Linked DNA regions of Homo sapiens: region 2 is linked to region 1. Evidence: chromatin contacts called from ENCODE Hi-C or POLR2A ChIA-PET data. All regions are on one chromosome and are shown on one strand. Each heading gives the region's core, a stretch centred on a gene start or an enhancer-like site at or near the end of the contact. The rest is flanking DNA. Distances are from core to core; before and after follow the strand shown.

Region 1 (4,077 bases), core at 874-3,373:
GTTTCCCCATGTTGGCCAGGCTGATCTCAAACTCCCGACCTCAGGTGATCCGCCTGCCTCAGCCTTCCAAAATGCTGGATTACAGGTGTGAGCCACTGCACCCGGCCCACTGGAATCCTTTTTGTATAATATCCTGGCTGCGAAGTTAGAGTTTTTACACTTGCATTTGGCAGATGCAATTCAAATTGGTTACCAAAACTTTGAAATATATTGAGTTGCTTCTAAAACAAATTCCATGCAGGATTGAAGAGTGGGTAGGCTAAGAGGGTAGCAGGCCTGGGAAATGAACCCCAGGAAACTGACTTAGTCATGCAATAAAGACTCAGGTGTTACCAGTGGAGAGTGTCCAGGTTCTTGGCGTTTTGAACAAACAATTGGACAAAACGCACAAACAAAGCAAGGAAAGAATGATGCAACAAAAGCAGAGATTTATTGAAAACAAAAGCACACTCCACAGGTTGGGAGCCTGCCTAGCAGGTGGCTCAAGAGCCCGGTTACAGAATTTTCTGGAGTTTAAATACCCTCTAGAGGGTTCCCGTTGGTTACTTGGTGTACACTCTATGTAAAAGAAGTAGTGGCCTGTGATCAGCCTGATTGGTTGCAAGAGGGGACCAATCAGAGGTACCTTCAATTTTTCATCTGCCAGGCAGAAAAGCGGGGCAGGTTGCAAAGGGACTAGCTTCTGTTCCTTTTGTTACCTGGGCATGGAAAGTTCGGGTTTTCCTTTTGATTTAGTTCTAGGAAGTCAGCGTGAATTGGCCTTAGGTTCCCTGTCTCCAGACCCTATTTTTCTGCCTTACGGTTCATATTGGGTTTGCTACAAGGATATTCAAACTTTGTGAATTGGCAAGCAGGAATCTAGAGTTTCCAGAACAATGGAGAGGGGCCAGAAAGGTATAAAAACTTTTGTGAAAACGTCAAAAATAAATATTTAGTTAAAAATAAAATTTCCCATTTTCAGATTTTGTGAATATCTGTAAGAATTTCCAGGATATATTAATTCGCTAAAGTTAATAAAAGCAAGAAACAGAAGGACGTTTCAGAATGCTATTGTTTGTGTAACAAGGGGGTGCTGAATACATACATAATTGCTTGGTTATGAATAAACTGGCTCTGGAAGGACACACATAGCTAATAGCATCGTTACCTAGGGGGAGGTGAAGTGGGTCCTGGAGAACAGAAAGGGAGATTTTCCACCTTACACACATTTGCCATCTTATGATTTTGAACGATAAGAGTCCCCCCGCCCCTTCCTTCCTCTGCCCTGCCCCTTCCTTCCTCTGCCCTTTACTCTCTCAATATCCTCTTTTCATGCTTTTTTTTTTTTTTTAAATCACTTCGGGTCCTTTAAAAAATTTACTTGCAAGAAGTACGTACATATTCTGAATAAAATTCATTTTCAGATATATGTATTACAAATATCTTGTCTGTTCTATTGTCTTTCCCTTTTCTCAATGGGGTCTTTTCGGTGTCTTATAGTTACAGACACCCAATTTATCAGCTTTTTCCTTTAGGACTGGCACTTTTTGTGTTCTGCTAACACGTTATTTTCCTCTCTTATGGTCATAATATTCTGCGATTTTATTGTCTAGAGTTGTATTGTTCACATTCAGGTCTACCATCCGTCTAGAATTATTTTACTTGAGATAGGAGTCAAGGTTCATTTCCCCCCAATCGACCTTCAATTGACCTAGCACTATATATTGAAAAAACTCTTCTTATTGCATTACAGTGGCTACTTGTAGGAGGAAAAAGTGACTACATAGCTGCAGGTCTGTTTCTGGTCTCTCTCTTTTTCATTCATTGTTTTTACCTTTGTGCCAGTTATCACACTGTTCTGATTACTGTGGCATTATAATCATCTTGATAACTGTATCGTGAATTCTCCAACTGTGTTCTTCGCCGGAAGTCCACGGAACACCAACCACGACCTTCGGAATTTCCCTCCGGAAGATGAAGGCACTGTAGTTATGCGGGTGGACCCTATCAGATCTCGGGTCCATCGGGTCCTGTGTACACCTTGAGGGACGCCCACCCAACGCGCATGCGCAGCCTCAATGCTGGGATTGGACGGAGCCTCGCCGGCTGCGTACACGTCACTTCCGAGGCGGGAGGATGAAGTTGATTGACTATGGTCTCTCCGGCTACCAGGTAGGGGCTGGGGAAGAAGGAACCTCCGAGATGAGGCGATAGGGTCTGGCCTTGAGCTGAGGCGACGCCCCGGCTTGGGTGAGGGGAAGCGGTGTAGTGGTCGAGCTAAGGCCGCGGGCCCTGGGCGGCTTCCGGATCCCCGCGACGCCGAACTCTGAAGGAAGACTCAGCCCAGGCGCTGGGACCAGAGCCCTGGCTCCGGCGAGTGCGTGGCGGGGAAACCCGCCTGTCGCCGAGGTGTCTTGAGTCCAGTTTCCGCTGCTGGGAATGGGTGTCGCGCCGGGCGCTGTGTGTGAAAGGCCTCGCGCCCACAGGGCTCCTGGCTTCAACCTGTTTATTCCCACATTTCTGCGCGACGTAGGGGAGGCTCCGCAGCGTCTGCGAGTGGCAGGACCGAGGGTTGAGCGCTGGGGGCCAGTGGCACCTTAGCCAGTGACGGCGAGTTAGGACTAGCAAAGGAAGTCCGGTTTTTCAGAAGGCAGGAGGAGGGTGCTGACTCGAGCGTCCACGGGAATGGCTGGTTGAGATATCTTGCTCTTCCAATACTTACTCTGCGGCTTCCTGGCTGTGCGGCTTTGGGCAAATGTTTTAAACTCTGAGTGTTTCTTCAGCTGTAACTTTGGGAGTAACAAGCCCACTCATAAGGTTGTTGTGAAGCGTAAATGAGACTGCGCGTGCAAGGTGCTCAGCTGGTGTCTGGCACATAGTAGGTATTCAACAAATGGTAGCCACATAATGCTCTTTTTTTCAGTTTCCAAACCTTCCATGTAGTGATTGGAGAATCGTGAAGTTACTTTTGAAGTAACGTTTGGGTTTCACACACTCATACATTTAGTAAGCAGAATTCTTGCTTACACTGTTGCCGATTGCAACGGTGTGTTTGCATAATGGAAGCTATGTTTGTGCCTTTGCCAAGGGTGTGGAATATGCCTTCCCTACCATGTACATGTCCCCTTTTCTCCATTCCTTAATAATAGTTGATATTTTTTGAGTGTTTGCTATGTTACAGGCACTGTACTAATCCCTTTACTGAATTATTCAATCCTGTAATAACCCTAATCATAGGAACTATAATTTTTATTTATGGAGGGAGAAATGGGCTTAGAGATGTTAAGAAGTTTATCCAAAGGCATAGAGCTATTAGCCAGGCAAGGTAGCACACGCCTGTAGTCCCAGCTATTTGTTGGGGCTGAGGCAAGTGGATTGCTTGAACCTGGGAGACAGGCTGCAGTGAGCCGAGATCACGCCATTGCATTCAAGTCTGGGTGACAAAGTGAGACCCTGTCTTGGCTGGGCGCAGTGGCTCACACATGTAATCCCAGCACTTTAGGAGGCTGAGGCGGGCGGATCACCTGAGGTCAGGAGTTCGAGACCAGCCTGGCCAACGTGGTGAAACCCCGTCTCTACTAAAAAATACAAAAATTGGCTGGGCGCGGTGGCTCACGCCTGTATTTCCAGCACTTTGGGAGGCCAAGGCGGGCGGATCACGAGGTCAGGACCTCGAGACCATCCTGGCTAACACGGTGAAACCCCGTCTCTACTAAAAAAATTCAAAAAAATTGGCTGGGCTTGGTGGCGGGCGTCTGTAGTCCCAGCTACTAGGGAGGCTGAGGCAGGAGAATGGCGTGCTCCGGATGGCGGAGCTTGCAGTGAGCCGAGATCCCGCCGCTGCACTCCAGCCTGGGCGACATAGTGAGACTCTGTCTCAAAACAAACAAACAAACAAAAATTAGCCGGGCGTGGTGGTGGGCGCCTGTAATCCCAGCTACTCGGGAGGCTTTGGCAGGAGAATCGCTTGAACCTGGGAGGCAGAGGTTGCAGTGAGCCGAGATGCCGCCACTGCATTCCAGCCTGGGCGACAAGAGCGAGGAGACTCCGTCTTAAAAAAAAAAAAAAAAAAAAAGTGACACCCTGTCTCAAACAACA
Region 2 (4,077 bases), core at 544-3,043, 7.6 Mb after region 1:
CTAAGTCCCAGTGTCCATATGAAGCTGTTTCTGGCCTTGTCCGTTTTTGTTGTCCCAGGCTCTGTGCCCCTCACTCAGTCAAGAACTTGTCTTTGTGTTGCTTCTTGGGGACATGCTCAGGGCAGAAGTCAGAGCGGAGGAGGCGGGAAAAGTAGATTATGATCATCACGTCCAGCATGAGCAGGATACCCAGCAGGAAGGTGCCCAGGGTCCTCTGGTTCACATAACGCAAGAAGAAATGGGTGAGGTAGGCCTGAGGGGCCAGGCGGAAGAGAAAGTACATGACCAGGTTCACATACTTGTTAACCCGGTAGAGGAGATGATCCTGGGCATTACTGATTTTCATCATCATGCGAATGGTGAGGAAGATGTTGCTGACTTCCACCAGTAGTGTTAAGACACCCCCACCGACAAAGCTGCTCCAAAAGATGCCGGAGAAGAAGGCACCCATGGCCTAGAGGGAAGAAAGAATAGGAGTTAGGGAACCCAGATGCAGACGCTTTCCTGGAAGTTTGGGGGGTGTGGCTATCAGATTGAGGGCTGGAAAATCCCAAATTTCCCCCTGGAATAATAGTTTATAGTGGGTAAGATGCTTTGTTTTGTTAGTTCAACATTACTAGATTTTGATTGCTGCTCACAGCTGGCTGTGGGTGATGTTCAGTCTAAAGAGGCAGTGAAACCATGGGTTGCTGGCCTCAGTGAACAAGTACAGACTGCCAACCTCCAGCATCCTAGCATAAGAAGTAGCACACAGGTCGGGGGTGGGTGGTAAGAAAACACGGCCTTCTCCCAGATTCAGAAAGACGGAGCTGAGACTAGATTACTGACACCAGGCCTATACCACATAGTCTGCTTCTCTCTTACCATGACGTGATGGACAAGGTATTCCCAAGAGGCTCGCGTCTGTCCGCTAGCCACGATGTCCACCGTATCGTGGATGAAATACCCTAGTGGAGGGATGGGGCAAGAGATCATGAACTGAACAAGCAGCTTCCTTCTCCCTGTCCCCAATTTGCCTCCCGCTTCCTGGGCAAGACCTACCCGCAGAGAAGCAAACGAGCAAATAGCCAGAAAGTGACCACGCCGTCTCAATCTCCACTAACATGTCAGGAGTCTGCCATACACTGGAAAGGAGGGAAGAGGAGGCTCTGCATTTCGGCACCCTCAAGGACCATCAACTTCTCGGTTACCCTTCGCAGCCCCGGGGGATCCTGGGCTCGCGCTAGTGGCTGACTGGGAAGCTAAGAGTGGCTGGGCAAAACCCAAGAGCCTCCAGTTTCCCAGGGGCGATCCCCCTCCCCTGGGGCCACTGCGGCTTTTGGTTGGATAGGATACCAAACGGGATCAGGTGAGACTGCGTGGCCTCAGCCCGCCAGTGAGCGATGGGGGTAGTAACACAAGAGCCGGCCCCGGCTCCCCGCTCAGGATCCCCTGGCCACCTCATTTCCACAGTCGCTCACTCACCACAGCAGTGCCCAGATCCCCGACACAATGGAGTGAGCGAAGGAGACGAGCAGGTTGTGCCAGCGCCAGGTGCGCAGGGGGTCGGCGCGCACGTGCACGGGTAGGGGCAGGCGACAGAGCGCGCGCCGGAGCGCCCGGAAGGTCAGCGTGGCGCCCAGGAGCAGCGGCAGGGCGGGGTGCAGCAGTCGGGGCATGCTGGCCCTCCCTGCCGTCCGCCCTCGAGGCCGCCTCCTAGGTCTGTTCTGGGAACCGGGATCCCTCTCGGGCCAGTCCAGGCCGGCCGCCTCTCCCGCCGGCCGCCAGCCCCACACAGTTGGCGAAGCCCTCTAGGCCCCTTGGCTCCTCCTCGCCCTCCCTGCGAGGCCTCTGCCCCCGCCCCCAGCCGCCCGCGCCCCCGCCCCGCCCGCCTGCCCCCGCCCCGTCCGCCTGCCCCCGCCCCTCAGGCGCTGCTGCCGCGCGAGCCGGGTGTCCCCGTGGCCTCTCGGCCACCGGCCGGCTCCCGCGGACTTCGGGTAACTAGGAGCTGTGCTGGGGGCGTCGTCGCCGAGACACCCCTCGCTGGCGCCTCCCGACTGCCGACGGAGTCCCCGCTGCCCTCGCTCGCCTGGCCTCATTAACCCGCGTCCCCACTTTTCCCCGGGCCACCGGCTACCCCGCCCTGGGCGGGTACCGCGAGAGCTCTCTCCGCCCTCTACTTTCTGCGCAGAGCTGGACGGGACCCGACACGCCCACGCCCCCTAAGTCCTGGTCCTGGGGTGGGCTCCGGAGCCCCGCGTCCGACAGTGGTCTCCGTGCAGACCCAGTGCCCCTACCGCACCACTCGCAGTCTTCTGGCCGGAGTCCCGTGTTTACCTGTCCCTCCCGCGCCCGCGAGGTGGGCACTTGGGAACTGCTGAGTAACCCATCGCCACCTCTTCCCGCCGGCTCTTAAACTCCTGGGGCCGGGCGGCTGTCACAGTCCTCCCTCAGACAGTCCCGGCCCTCGGCCCGGCTCCCCGGAGGCTGGGCAAGCAAGACCTCCGATTTGCCGGGACAGCTGGAGTGACCCGCGCTCTCCAAGCCGGTAGCTTGCAGCAGTTGCGGCTCCTAGCCACTAGGTGTCAGCCTGCCCTCACTGTGGCGCGGGCTCCCCCTCCCGCCTCCGAGCGAGGCAGCTGCTTTCGGGGAGAGTTTAGGTATAAACTCTGGGCGAAAGGAGGAGCAGCTGAGAGCCAGCGAGGGAAGTTAAGCGGAGATGAGAGCGGGGAGGGAGAAGAGGGTAGTAATAGAGGAGGGGCGGGAAGAAGCGGGGGAGGGGAAAGGTGCTGCGGGCGGGAGGAAGAAGCCGAGAAAACCTGAGGCGCAAGGACCCAGGGACCAAGCCGTTTGAGTGTTTTCCTCCCCTATGGCTCCAAGGTTACACATTAACCCCTGTGGGACTCTTAAGTCAACCAAAGCCCAGTCGGTTTCTAGGTGAGAACACGGGTGTCCTGGGTGAGCGGCTTTCCCGCCCCTCCCCTTGGCTCACAGAGCTGCTCTGTCCGCCGGCCGACACCGGCCTGAGCCAGCGCCCTTCCAGCAGTCATTCCACGTGGGTGGGTTTGGATACCCTTGCGAGAGCCAGGACAGGGGCAGAAGATAAAACGCCCCTTTCCTCACACCCCTTGCCCACTCTGATACAGGGACGCTAACCTTCAGCTAGTGACCATCCTCCTCCTGAATACTGATGTTTTCTTTCTTTCTTTTTTTTTTTTTGAGATGGAGGCTCACTCTATCGCCCAGGCTGGAGTGCAATGGCACGATCTCGGCTCACTGCAACCTCCGCCTCCCAGATTCAAGCGATTCTCCTGCCTCAGCCTCCCGAGTAGCTGGGATTACAAGCGCGCGCCACCGTGCCCAACTAATTTTTGTATTTTTAGTAGAGACGAGGTTTTACCATGTTGGCCAGGTTGGTCTCAAACTCCTGACCTCAGGTGATCCGCCCGCCTCGGCCTCCCCAAAGTGCTGGAATTACAGGCGTGAGCCACCGCGCCTGGCCGAATACTGAGTTTTTCTAGAGCTCCCGCAGAGCAGGAGCCCGGGAGAACCTGGAATTAACCTCACTTCCGGTAAAGAGCCTAGCTGGTCACACTAACCAGCCCCCTGCCTCTAGGCTTTTGCCTTGAGCTCATTTCGGCGAAACCGCGGTCTTTCCTTCTCCCCTTGATGCTTTCAGGTACTGACCCACTACCGCCCCCATCTTCCCCCATGGGAAGATGAGCACTGAGGGCAGATTACCCTCCTGCAGCGCGTGTGTGAAAGGGGAGTTGAGAGTGCTGACGAGCGCGGCGCTCACTAGTCGGGACGGCCCGAGACCGTGTCATGTCCTCTTCAGGTGAATCAACTTGCACGACTTGGGATTTCCCCCGTCCCTCCCCAGGCAAACACGAAACCAACCCTGCTGCCTTCTCCCAGGAGCGCTGGTCTCGGTCGTTTTGGGTGTGTTTATCGTTTGCGTGCCAAGGAGAACCCGCTTTCTCCTGAAATAGCGTCACTCGTGGGCAAGAAGGGGGTCAATCTTCTCTTCCCACCCCTTCCCGGCCTGTGGGGTTTAACTCTCGGGAACGCGACATCCTTTTAGTCTAGCAAGCTTTA

Evidence for each region. A loop is a pair of places that touch in the nucleus more often than their neighbours do. ChIA-PET counts read pairs that join two places held with the same protein, here RNA polymerase II (POLR2A). Pooled maps may share reads with other maps.
Region 2: a loop to region 1 is called in a pooled map, with 2.8 times the contacts of the local background. The contact joins the promoter of TLCD1 here to the promoter of DHRS7B in region 1. A Hi-C loop is called at or near these places in 1 of 50 pooled maps. POLR2A ChIA-PET finds 5 or more read pairs at or near these places in 2 of 52 experiments (activated T-cell and activated naive CD4-positive, alpha-beta T cell).

The regions. Positions count from the first base shown.
Region 1 is chr17:21,124,841-21,128,917 of GRCh38, forward strand. DHRS7B (dehydrogenase/reductase 7B) reads left to right here and starts at 2,124. Exons shown (of 7, transcript NM_015510.5): 1 at 2,124-2,151. The coding sequence starts at 2,132. RefSeq lists an enhancer at 1,786-2,445.
Region 2 is chr17:28,724,440-28,728,516 of GRCh38, forward strand. TLCD1 (TLC domain containing 1) reads right to left here and starts at 1,794. Exons shown (of 4, transcript NM_138463.4): 1 at 1,465-1,794; 2 at 1,042-1,124; 3 at 865-947; 4 at 1-454. The coding sequence starts at 1,658. The coding sequence ends at 71. RefSeq lists enhancers at 606-1,329, 693-992, 1,113-1,162, 1,330-2,053, 2,054-2,777 and 2 more and a silencer at 1,573-2,102.